Regions from separate parts of the Homo sapiens genome. Here region 1 is linked to region 2. The links are chromatin loops, found by intact Hi-C in ENCODE. Cell type or tissue: Caco-2. All regions are shown on one strand. Links, peaks and the distances in the headings refer to the core of each region. The heading gives the core; the rest is flanking DNA.

Evidence for each region. A loop is a pair of places that touch in the nucleus more often than their neighbours do. Peaks named below come from ENCODE experiments on the same cell type or tissue, not always from the same donor. Only the 100,000 strongest peaks of a DNase experiment are listed, where the experiment ranks them.
Region 1: it touches region 2 in a loop (4-fold over the local background); 1 of 110 quality-filtered maps calls a loop at or near these places.

What each region holds. Positions count from the first base shown.
Region 1 is chr2:21,115,636-21,121,012 of GRCh38, forward strand. No RefSeq gene overlaps it. Among named protein-coding and RNA genes, the nearest start is that of TDRD15, 5.6 kb to the right of the region's middle. In Caco-2, for the core only: CTCF peaks have their summits at 2,847 (motif pointing left) and 3,061; a DNase peak (open chromatin) is centred at 2,856.
Region 2 is chr2:20,989,316-20,994,692 of GRCh38, forward strand. No RefSeq gene overlaps it. Among named protein-coding and RNA genes, the nearest start is that of APOB, 52 kb to the right of the region's middle. RefSeq lists enhancers at 1-59, 60-559. In Caco-2, for the core only: no CTCF peak of the experiment used is centred there; a DNase peak (open chromatin) is centred at 3,207.

The sequences.
Region 1 (5,377 bases), core at 246-5,245, 130 kb after region 2:
AGGTGTGAGCATTTAAGAAGACAGGATGTGTATAAAATATAATCAGTTTCACAGAAATTCTAGCTGAAATGCTTAAAATAAAAGTTTGGTTTTTAAAGAAGTAAGGTTCAGAAATATAGAATGTTAAGGTATATAGACCTAGTCAATCTTTGATAATGGTAGATAAAAATATTCAAAATTCTTCTTGTGAGATTTAAGGTAATGATACGTGGCCAAAGTTGATGTGTATTCATATTACTAAAAACTTTTTTTTTCACACTGTTGTCAGATGCTTATGTATATCTTTTTGGCTACTCATTGTTATATTTCAAATACATAAAATGTAGATTTTATTCAATTTACATTGATACTTTTAGAAGACTTTGAGAATAGGATGTAAGGGACTTGCTTTTCTGTTTCATCATTAATAATGTGACCCATGACTGGATGACATTAATAAATGATGTTCCATACTAAAGGCAATTCTTGATAAGAGACATTATATTGCTCTAGTACACATGAACCATGAACCAATAATTTCCAATTTCCAAAAGAATTCTTCTCCACAAAGACCACAATGAATTTCAAGTGAGATTTAGGATCTGATTTAAATGAACTTAGAAAAACATTTACTTGTATTTTGTCTTATTTCTCGTTTCCCAACTACTCTCTAAATCATAGAATTCATAGGAAATATTAACTGCTTTTTAATTTCTCCTTGGGAAATTCACCAATTTTATACGTTCTGAACTAGGAATTTAACTAGCTCCTATACATTTACAGAAAGAAATTGACTGCCACATATTTGTGACTATTGTTAGAAAAAGGTGAACACTTTATCCTCGCTACTGAGTTGGGAATATATCTAGATGACATTTATGATTGTTTCCTAAATCAAACAAGATATTTGGGGAAGCTCTACTTGCAAAACATATTAAATGGCAAAGAAGCTTTGGTTAGAAGTGAGGAGGAGGGCTATAAGGAAGAAACAGATAGGAGTAGAAAATAAAAGGGCCAGAATAAATAAAAGAAGTCTATTTTGTAGGCTTGGGGAAGGGAGTGCTGAAGCTAAGGGTGGAGCAATGGCATGCAGAAGAAACTGGGGACTTCCAGGGACAAAGGGGAGGCTGGAGGAGAGGAGTGAGGAGGGGCCGGCGAGGTGGCTCCCGCCTGTAATCCCAACACTTTGGGAGGCTGAGGCAGGAGGATCACCTGAAATCAGGAGTTTGAGACCAGCCTGACCAATATGGTGAAACCTTGTCTCTACTAAAAATACAAAAATTAGCCAGGTGTGGTGGCAGGCACCTGTAATACCAGCTATTGAGAAGGCTGAAACACGAGAGTCTCTTGGACCCGGGAGGCGGAGGTTGTAGTCAGCCTAGATCGCTACACTGCAGTCCAGCCTGGGCAACAAAGAGCAAAACTCTGTCTCAAAAAAAAAAAAAGAAAAAAAAGCAATCAGGACAGGTTTTCTCTAAGAGATATGGCAAGCACATCATAGGACAAGAAGGTAGACAGGAGCTTAGGGGAAGGGGCAGAGCTGGGGGTTTCAGGAAATATTAAGAAAAGGAGCTTGAAGGCAATGAGGGTGGAGCTGGCTGGCTGCTCGACCACCTGGAGGGCTGTGCTGGGGAACCAGAAAGAGCTGTGTGGGAAGGAAAGGGATTGGAGGTTAGGCACAGTGGCTCATCCCTGTAATCCCTGCGCTTTGGGAGGTGGAGGCAGGAGGATCTCTTGAGCCCAGGAGTTTGAAACCAGCCTGGGCAACATAGCTAGATCCCACCTCTAAAAAAATATTAAAAATCAACCAGGTGTGGTGGCATGTGACTGTAGTCCTTGCTACTTGGGAGGCTGAGGTGGGAGGATCACTTGAGCCCGAGGTGGGAGGATCACTTGAGCCCAGGAGGTCAAAGCTACAGTGAGCCATGATCACACACCACTGCACTCCAGCTGACAGAGTGAGCCCCTGTCTGAGAAAAGAAAAAGCTTATCAAAATGTGCAAAACCTTTATAATAAAATCTCCAAAATATTGCTGAGAAATCTAACAAATAAATAAATGACTATTTGGATTTGTTGTTGTCTTCAGATGGAGATGACATTCTTTTACAGCTTTCTTTATTAAAACATAAATAAATAAATAAATAAATAAATAAATAAATAAAGGGAGTGGGATGAAACCTGGGCCTTGGAGAGGGAATAGGATAAGGAAGTCCTAGAGGAGGTTGGGGAAGAGAAGAGCCTGGGTGTGTATGGGAAGCCATAGCCTTCTGCCTGTCTAGGAGGAAGGCCACAAGGCCAGGACACTGTTTCTGGGAGCAGATAAGAGATACAGTGAAAAGGAAGCATGCTTCCTTTTCATGTCCCACTTACAATGGTCTTGTGGACCAGATCTGGTGATATGTATACCACATTTTCAGAAAAATTTCAATAATATCATTTTTATCAGCCTCAGAGCTATCTATTATATGACCAGAATGTGTTCTTGTTGGACATTTATATTGTTTCTAGTTGATGTTTGTATGAGCATGCTGTACTGAATGTCCCTGTAGCTAAGTCTTTGCTCACGATGGCAATAATTCCATAAAGAGAAATTGCTGGGAATGGGAGAGTGAGTGTGGGGAAGGGGAATGCCAGAGCAAAGGACATAAACAATTTTAAGGTTTCAGATAAGTAATTTTCAAATTGCTCCAATTAACATTCTAACACAAGCATATGATGATCTCTGTTTCCCCATGTCCCATTATCACCAAGTATTATTTTAAAAAAAGGTGAGATTTAATTACATCTTAAATAGAAAAGACATCTTTCTTTAAAAAGTGACAGGATGACTGCAGATGTACAGGCATCAAGAGAGATTATCAGTAGGCAAGTTCATGCTGCCTCCCGGTGGCCACATAAAAAACTGACAAGATAGAAAACCAAGTCCAACCAGATAGGGACTATCTAAGCAAGTCATCAATGTTAATTTATTTAGAGCTAAAGTTTTAGAAAGTGAGTGGAAGAAACACAGAATAAATGGACTTGATCTTAGCATATTAGAGGATATGGGAGCAAGAAGAAAAACATTCTTACCACTGACTAGAACATGTGACATGATAGTGCGTGATGCACTCAGAGATGATTTATTAAACTGAGTGATAACAAAAAAAATTAACTTTTCGATGTCAGGCTCTGAGGAAAGATCACTTGCAACTTCCTTGAAGGGGCTATGGGACTATCTATATCTTGAGTATTTCACATCTGTTTCTTCTACAAGACAGTGAAGACAACAAGGTGCAGTCTTCTAAGGTAACTATTGCCCTGAAAAGAATACTCCTAAGAGTAATTATGTATTCTGTGTCTTAGACTATGTTTAGGGAAGAAAGTTTATTTTAACATTGAAATTGTTTCTGTGTGCAAAACACTGTGCTCTCTAGGGACAAAGCAGGAAAGGAAAAGGGAAAAGTTGCGAAGACAAATGACGGTTTTTATACTAAAAGGAGTTATCTTCTGCTGTTTTCCAGAGTTCCATCCTCTTCTCTGTTTATCTGTTTCTGCATGATCTCATCTACTCCCAGGACTGCAAATAGCACTTGCACAGTAATCCACTTGCTTACTGAATCTTTGACTTAGATTCACTGTGGATAAACAATATGCTTAGTATTATTTCCATGAGACTTGATGTTGGAGAAACACACATCAAATAATCATATCAATAGGCATGTATTTATAGATTATGATAAGTAAGGGAAAAAGTTCAGGTTACCATGAGAATGTATAACTTAGTGGTTCTTAAATATTTTTCTCTCATACCCCTAATGCTCTCATACCTGTAATGATTGATAATTAATTTACTGATAATTGGGTACTTGCCTAGATTCTTCAATCTTTTTTTAAAAAATAAAGTACTAAAATTAGAGACTACCTGACTTGAAAAATGATTTTCTACCTAGCCATTAGAATGGTCTACAATCTTAATTCCTGGGAAGCTTAACAAAAGGACTTAAAAAAATTATATGTGTTATTATTTCACCTAGATATGCCTTATTTAACACATATGCTCAGAAAACATACTGTTAATTTTAAGATACTTTTTCAAAACTTTTTTCAATGAGGTATAACATATATATATATAAAGTGCACTCATCTTCAGTGTACAGGTCAATGAAGTGTTTTTGTTTGTTGTTGTTGTTGTTGTTGTTTTTGTGTGTGTGTCTCACAGAAATTTGAATAATATGGAAAAAGACACAATGGCCCTACAAAGGCAGGCTTCACAATGCTACTATTTTAAACAGCTGCTTATTTGTTCAGTGTTTCAGGGGAATTTACACTTCAGGGTAACAGACAGTAATAAATATAGGCGATGAAGACCTTTTTTTTTTTTTTTTGAGATGGAATCTCGCTCTGTCACCCAGGCTGGAGTGCAATGGCGTGATCTCGGCTCACTACAAACTCCACCTCCTGGGTTCAAGCGATTCTTCTGCCTCACCCTCCTGAGTAGCTGGGATTACAAGCGTGTGCCATCACACCCAGCTAATTTTTGTATTTTTGGTAGAGACAGGGTTTCACCACTTTAGCGAGGCTGGTCTTGAACTCCTGACCTCAGGTGATCCGCCCACCTTGGCCTCCCAAAGTGCTGGGATTACAGGCGTAAGCTACCGCACCTGGCTAGGAGACATCTTTATTTATAAATTGGAAACTGGGCAACAGTGAAAGGGAAGGAGAAAAGGGGAACCAACTAGCTGATTCTGACTCGCAGGTGGTTTGGTTCTTAGGCAGCTCAGCCTCAGAAAAAAACACATTTAAAAGATGAGGGTCTGAAAATTGATTCCTTTGGGACTGTTATGCCTGTATACCCCCTTGGGAAGCTTTTGGGCATTTCTAAGTATATAGTACAGTATTCCAGTCATGACTACTCACCCAGACTTAGAAGTCTTCTCAGAGGAAGCAGCCTGTAAGCTGAGAACTGAAGGATGAGTATAAGTTAACTGATGTATAGGTAATGTAAGACCTATATGTTCATGGAGACTTCTTCCAGCAGATTTCAAGTTAAAAAGCATGTAAGTTAGAAAGCAGTATGTGTAGCTTGTCTTTTCACTTTGTTAATGGTTTCCTTTTTGGTGAAGAAGCTTTTTAGCTTTTAGCTTGATGTAATCCAATTTGTAATCCAATTTGCCTATTTTGCTGTGTTTTTGAGGTCTTACCCAAAAAATCTTTGCCCAGATCAGTGTCCTGTAGCATTTCCTCAACATTTTATTCTAGTAGTTCCATAGTTTCCAGTCTTAAATTTAAGTCTTTAATCCATTTTGAGTTGATTTTTGTGTATGGTGAAAGATGGGGATCTAGTTTCATTCTTTTGCATATGGAGATCTAGTTCTCCCAGCACCATTTATTAAAGAGAGTGTCCTTTCCCAGTGT
Region 2 (5,377 bases), core at 180-5,179:
AGCTTGGGACCCCAGTCATGGGCTATGGAAGGGATGAGACCCGTGAAACCCAGGCCCAGCCAAGGGAGGGCACGGGACAAACTAATAGGAGGAAAGAGGGCAGTTGGCTTAGAGAAGGGGGAGGTCTGCAGGTTGGGAGATTGGGGGTCCCAGAGGAGGGGGCCTCTGGGAGCCTTTTTGGGGCAAGGAAGTGAGTGAAGGGGTGGCATCCCACTGAGAAAAGAAAGGGAAGGGGTCTGGCTTCTGCCAAAGCCCTGGAGGCACATCTGCTGAGCCCTTTTCCCCAGATGTCAGAAGGGCTGGCAGCTGCTCAGGGGGCAGGGATCCTGCCAGCTGGGGCTGGCCACAGAGCCCCTTCCTGTGTGCGGCACTGAACAGAGAGCTGTGTTGAGCTCATTTGCTTATCCTCATGTATTCACCTCCCTCAGCTCCTCTGTGTGCCCCCAAGGTTCATGATAGGGACTGGAGGTGATGTATTGAGGGAACAAGAAAAACTAAGGAAAAGTGACCAGGGGTCTCCCTACTCTGACCTTACTGTCCCAGCAGAGCTTGCCTGGGGCAGAGGGCTGGCCATGCCTGGAGGAGTTAGGTATGGCCTTTACCAGTCCCCATAGATCTCTAGATCTGTGTCTGGGGGACACAGGACTATTCTGGTGGTGCTGCAGGAATGTGTCAGGAGGAAGCCTGAGCCCTGACCAGCACCCTTCACTCTTCAGCTTTTGGGGAAGGGCTCTCCTGGTCCAGCCTTGGTTTACACTGACCTCAGCGTCTGATCCTCAAAGCAGCACAGTGGAGTTTCCTGGGAGGCAGGCCATGGCAGGAAGAAGGCCTCCACCTGCTCCCCGAGGGAAGACACAGATAATCAGGGCCATCCTCTTTCCCTTTCCTCTTCAGAGTCTGTAAGTGACCAGAAAGGAGAGCTCATCAGGCTTTTCACACGCTGAAGGACTGGAAGGTTGCTTTTCTCTGTGTGAACAGCTGGAAAAGCCAGTGGAGAGTTTCCATCTCAGTGGGCAATGGGCTCCTTCCTCCTGTCCCTGAGCAGTCCTGGTCTCGTCCTAGCCTGAGCAGTGACAGAGGAGAGGCCCAAGGGTCTGGATTCTCAGGGGTTTCCAGACCTGGAACGGAACCTTTCCTGGGGCTGTCTGACAGTCTCACCTCCCGCTCTCTGTTTCATTCTGAACCACTCACATTATACTTTAGCACTTAATTCAACAGTCATTGAAAATATGCTGGTTTTAGTTTTTTCATCGTTTTGACCTAAGATCATGTTGGTGCCAATTTCCTTTAAAATAATTCTCTACCTGTGGGCCACTGGCGTGAAATCCCAGCGGCAGCCCCCGCCGACCCTCCCTCTGTAATTCCATGGCCTCCCCTCGCTCACGCTCCCCTCAGGGTTCCTTGGCCTCTGTGTTTATACACTAATGTTTTTTCTCACACATTCATTGTGCAGCTTTCCTTAATTTGGTGTCCCGCCGGGCGCCAGCAGGAAGCCACTCAAACATTATGTCAGTGATCTCAAAATTGAACCCCAGGGCTTTCTTCTGCCAGCAGATGTGTGGCACACTTTATTAACTCAAGTACCCACGAGTTGAAAATTTCATTAGTTTGAGGGGAGGGCTAAGTCCCATCAAGAGACCTGGTCTGGACAGATTCTTTGTGTCAACCTGACCCCTAGCAAAACGGATTATTGTTCTAAGTGAGACAAGTGACCTAATGTTCTGCCTATTATGCACACATGGTCTGTAACCTTTTAAAATACGAGTGTGGGAAAACAGCACATTCTGCCACATCCCTGACCAAAAATTCCTGACAGGTGGCAGCCGGCCTCTTAGCAACGCCACCAGGAGCCTGGAGTTATCCAGGGGCCACGGTGGTTCCCTTAGGCCAGGTACAGGGCGGAGTTGGGAGACCTCCTGCTGGGAGGAAGGAGCCCATGAAGGCAGCGCTCAGCCTCCAGAGCCACCCTGTGACAGGTCAGGGGACAGCCTTGGATGGGCCATGAGAGCCCACCTCCTGTATCCCCTTAAGGTGGTCCCCCGGCTTTCCACCAGACTGGGAGACTCACAGGGAGGCAGTTTGTTTGCTGTGCTAAGAAAATTTCCCAAGACTCTGTGCTGGGCACTGAGTGCAGCCACATCCCTGCACAAGACTCCCTTCTCACCTGCTCACCCAGGCCCTCTCACACTACCTTGTTCCAAGTGGCCTGATATTCTGCCTGCTAGGCACACATAGTCTGTACCCTTTTAAGGTACAAGTGGGGAAGAAGGACACTTTCTGTCACGTCCATTACCACAAATTCCTGACAGGTGGCAGCTGGGCTCTGTGGGAAAAGGACCAACATGCTCAGTTGAGCTTAGCACCTCCTGAGGCCTCCTTAGCAAGGCTGGAGCCTGGCCTGTGGAGGAGACAGGTGTCCCAGCTGTGGCCCAGAAGTGTGCAAAGGTTGAGGGTGAGAAGGTGGAAAGACTATGGGGTTGGGCAAGGAGGTATAATCTCCGCTTGGAGCATGGCTGGAGGAGAGCAGGTAATGGAGGGGTGGGGAGGGCTCCCAGGAAGGAGGGCCTGAGCAGGGCATGAACAGGCCAGAGAAACAGGGTGAGGAAGGGTTCTGGGAAGGAACAGGCCAAGGTGTGGGCCTTGGGTGGAGTTTCGGGGGATGCGAAGCGGAGGCTGTAATAATGCACAGCACGCTTGCTCTGGACTGTTTTGGGCTCGGACACAGAGCAGTCCCTAGGCTGAGAGACCCCAATGGAGTGGGGACAGGCAACATTCTTCGTGGTACCTCTGTCTCCAGTGGGCCTGTTGTGGGGATGCATCTTCTGACAAACCCGTCTCTTTTGGGGTAGATGAGAATTCCTGGAGATCCAGGAATGCAGCCTTCAGGCCTGGGTTTGTTCTCCCCGGAGTCTCTGTGACCTGGCCTCCCAGAGAGCTGAGGGTAGGTCTGCACTGGCCCCTACCTTCTGACAGACACAAAGCAGAGCTGGTTGTAAAAACTTAATTAAATGAAATATTTTAACAAGAAATTCCTAGAACAGAATGCCCTGCTCGTAAGCAAGCCATCACAGAAATAAAAGCTGACAGAAAGCGTGTGTTCTGTCCAGGAAGAGAAAGTTTCTGCAAGAAACAAGATAGTGCAGAGAGCTGGCCTGTGCTGGACCAGTGGCTGAGCAAGCTTGTTCCTGGAGTCAAAGCCAGGCAGACTCGGGACACAGCCCTGGGGCTGTGACTACTTGGCTCAGGAATGCGTGAACTCCAGACCATAATTCAGGCATTCCACACACTTTTCCTGAGCACCTACTGTGTGCTGGGCAGTGTGCCGGGCTCTGGGTATACAATGCCTTCGGCGTTCACCAGGTGCTCCTGTGAGAGGGCTATTTTGCAAGATGAAGAAATGGGGGCTTAGGGAAGTGATGCAACAGGGTACCACTGAGGCAGAGCTGGGACTGGAACTCAGGTCTGCGAATCTTCAAGTCCAAGCTCTTTACCACCTCACCTACTCTTTACACAACAGCTCAGTTAGCAAAGGTGCTGAAGAGGAAACTCGACTGCATTTGCAGGCTGCTAAATTGTGGCTGGCCCCATGCAAGGCCACCTCTGGGGCTGGAGTGTGCCATTGTACCTTCCTGGGGGAATGCAACCAAATCCTGTCCTCACACTGGAGTGAGAGTGGACAGAGACACTCATTCCCATACTGAGGAAAGGGCCCGCAGATCAGAGTGTGTAGCTTGCATAGTGGACTTCCTGGAGGAGGTGGCACTTGAGAGGACCTTGAATGTTTCTGTAGAGAGTCAGGGGAGGATGTGCCCCTACATAGGAGGGGAAAGGGAGTAAGCCACACCTGAGAGTGGGCAGCAGAGCATGGAGTGATGCGAAGTGGCAGGAGGAGCCTGCACTGGAGGCGAGAGTGGAGCCTGGCTCAGGGACTGACTCTCCAGGGAAATGTTGCCCTCTGCATGTGTCAGTAAGGATGAGGTGACAGAAACATCTCTTGCTCCCTTGCCCATCTCGGGTGAGTGTGAGAGAAATGCATTGCATGCACAAGCCAAGGAACTGCCTTGATTTCTCCTGATTGATTATTTCCCAGGCTAGAAGGGTTTTGGGAACAGCAGAGTCAAATCCTTCCTGCCACCCGGTGCCTTTGTTCCACACCATCTTCCAGTGGCCTCAGTAGGACTTGGCTCAGGGCCAACCTGATTTAAGAAAATTCCATCAAAAAATCCTGACATGCAAAGAAGACTCATTTTAGGTAAAATGGTTCACAGGGTAAGAGGAAACTTTGTTTTACAGGAATATTCTCCATCAGGTTATCTTATATTGTAAATTTCAAATATTCTTTGATTTATTCAAGGAAATGCCCAAACTTTACAGGATATGGTGAGCGCGTAAAGTGAGACAGGGCTGTGTTTTGTTCAGAAATTAGCTTACAAGTGCCTCTTTTTTGCAGCAGAGAAATTATCTTTAAACTCTATCCCCTACACTCCCCCAAGGACTCAGCCCCCTACTGCCCCAGGGAGTCTGGAGAAGGAAAGGGGAGTCTAGGGGCGGGCTAGTCCTATGTTTGGATGACTCTCTGCCTCTGGTATTATTGGGGAGTTGAGGTTGTATGTGCACTCCGTCCCAGCATCATGGCTTTGCCCCATTCACAGAGCTGAGGGGGAGACCCTGCATCCACGGCTTATCTCTGTACCTGTCATAGGAAAGAGTCAGCCCTGCATGGGCAGCCAGACCTGTGAGTGGGGAGGCAGGGTGCCCGGGACGGGGAGGCAGAGGTGGAGGCTAAACCCACTCAATAGAGCATGACAGCAAGCCCTCAGTCAGCCTCATGAAACTGCAGCCCCTTCCATCTCCCATCCAAACCTTTTTCTGAGAGAACAAGCCTAGAAATGCCACTTTAGTGTGTGTGCTTAGCCAGTCAGAGGACGGCAGCACACACCAGTGCTGAGTGAGTTGTCTCAGAGGCATCCATGCAAGGGAATGATTGTTTTCAGCAAACTCAGGGAATCCCCAAGAGGAGGCCCTTCAATTACCCAGCCACTAGGTGAGACATGGAGGAAAACTGACGAGACCTCAGGGGAAGCCCCTTGGAAGGGCCTGGTTGATTTCAGTTTGGCCTGGGGAGTGACACAGGCGAGGACAACTAGATCAAGGCAAGCACGTGGCCTGGGTGTGCTTCAGCAGGGATCGGGGGGTCTTCAAGGACTAAGAGACATTCTTTGCTGGGCCTTGGAGGATTTTTGTATAGAGAATAAAAAGAAACGGTCACAGAGGCGAAAAGCTTAGATGGTATAGAAGGACCCGGGCTCATTCAGTTCATCTGGAGCATGTTATTGTTCTCTGAGTTCCCATTTTACAGATGAAGTAACTGATGAAC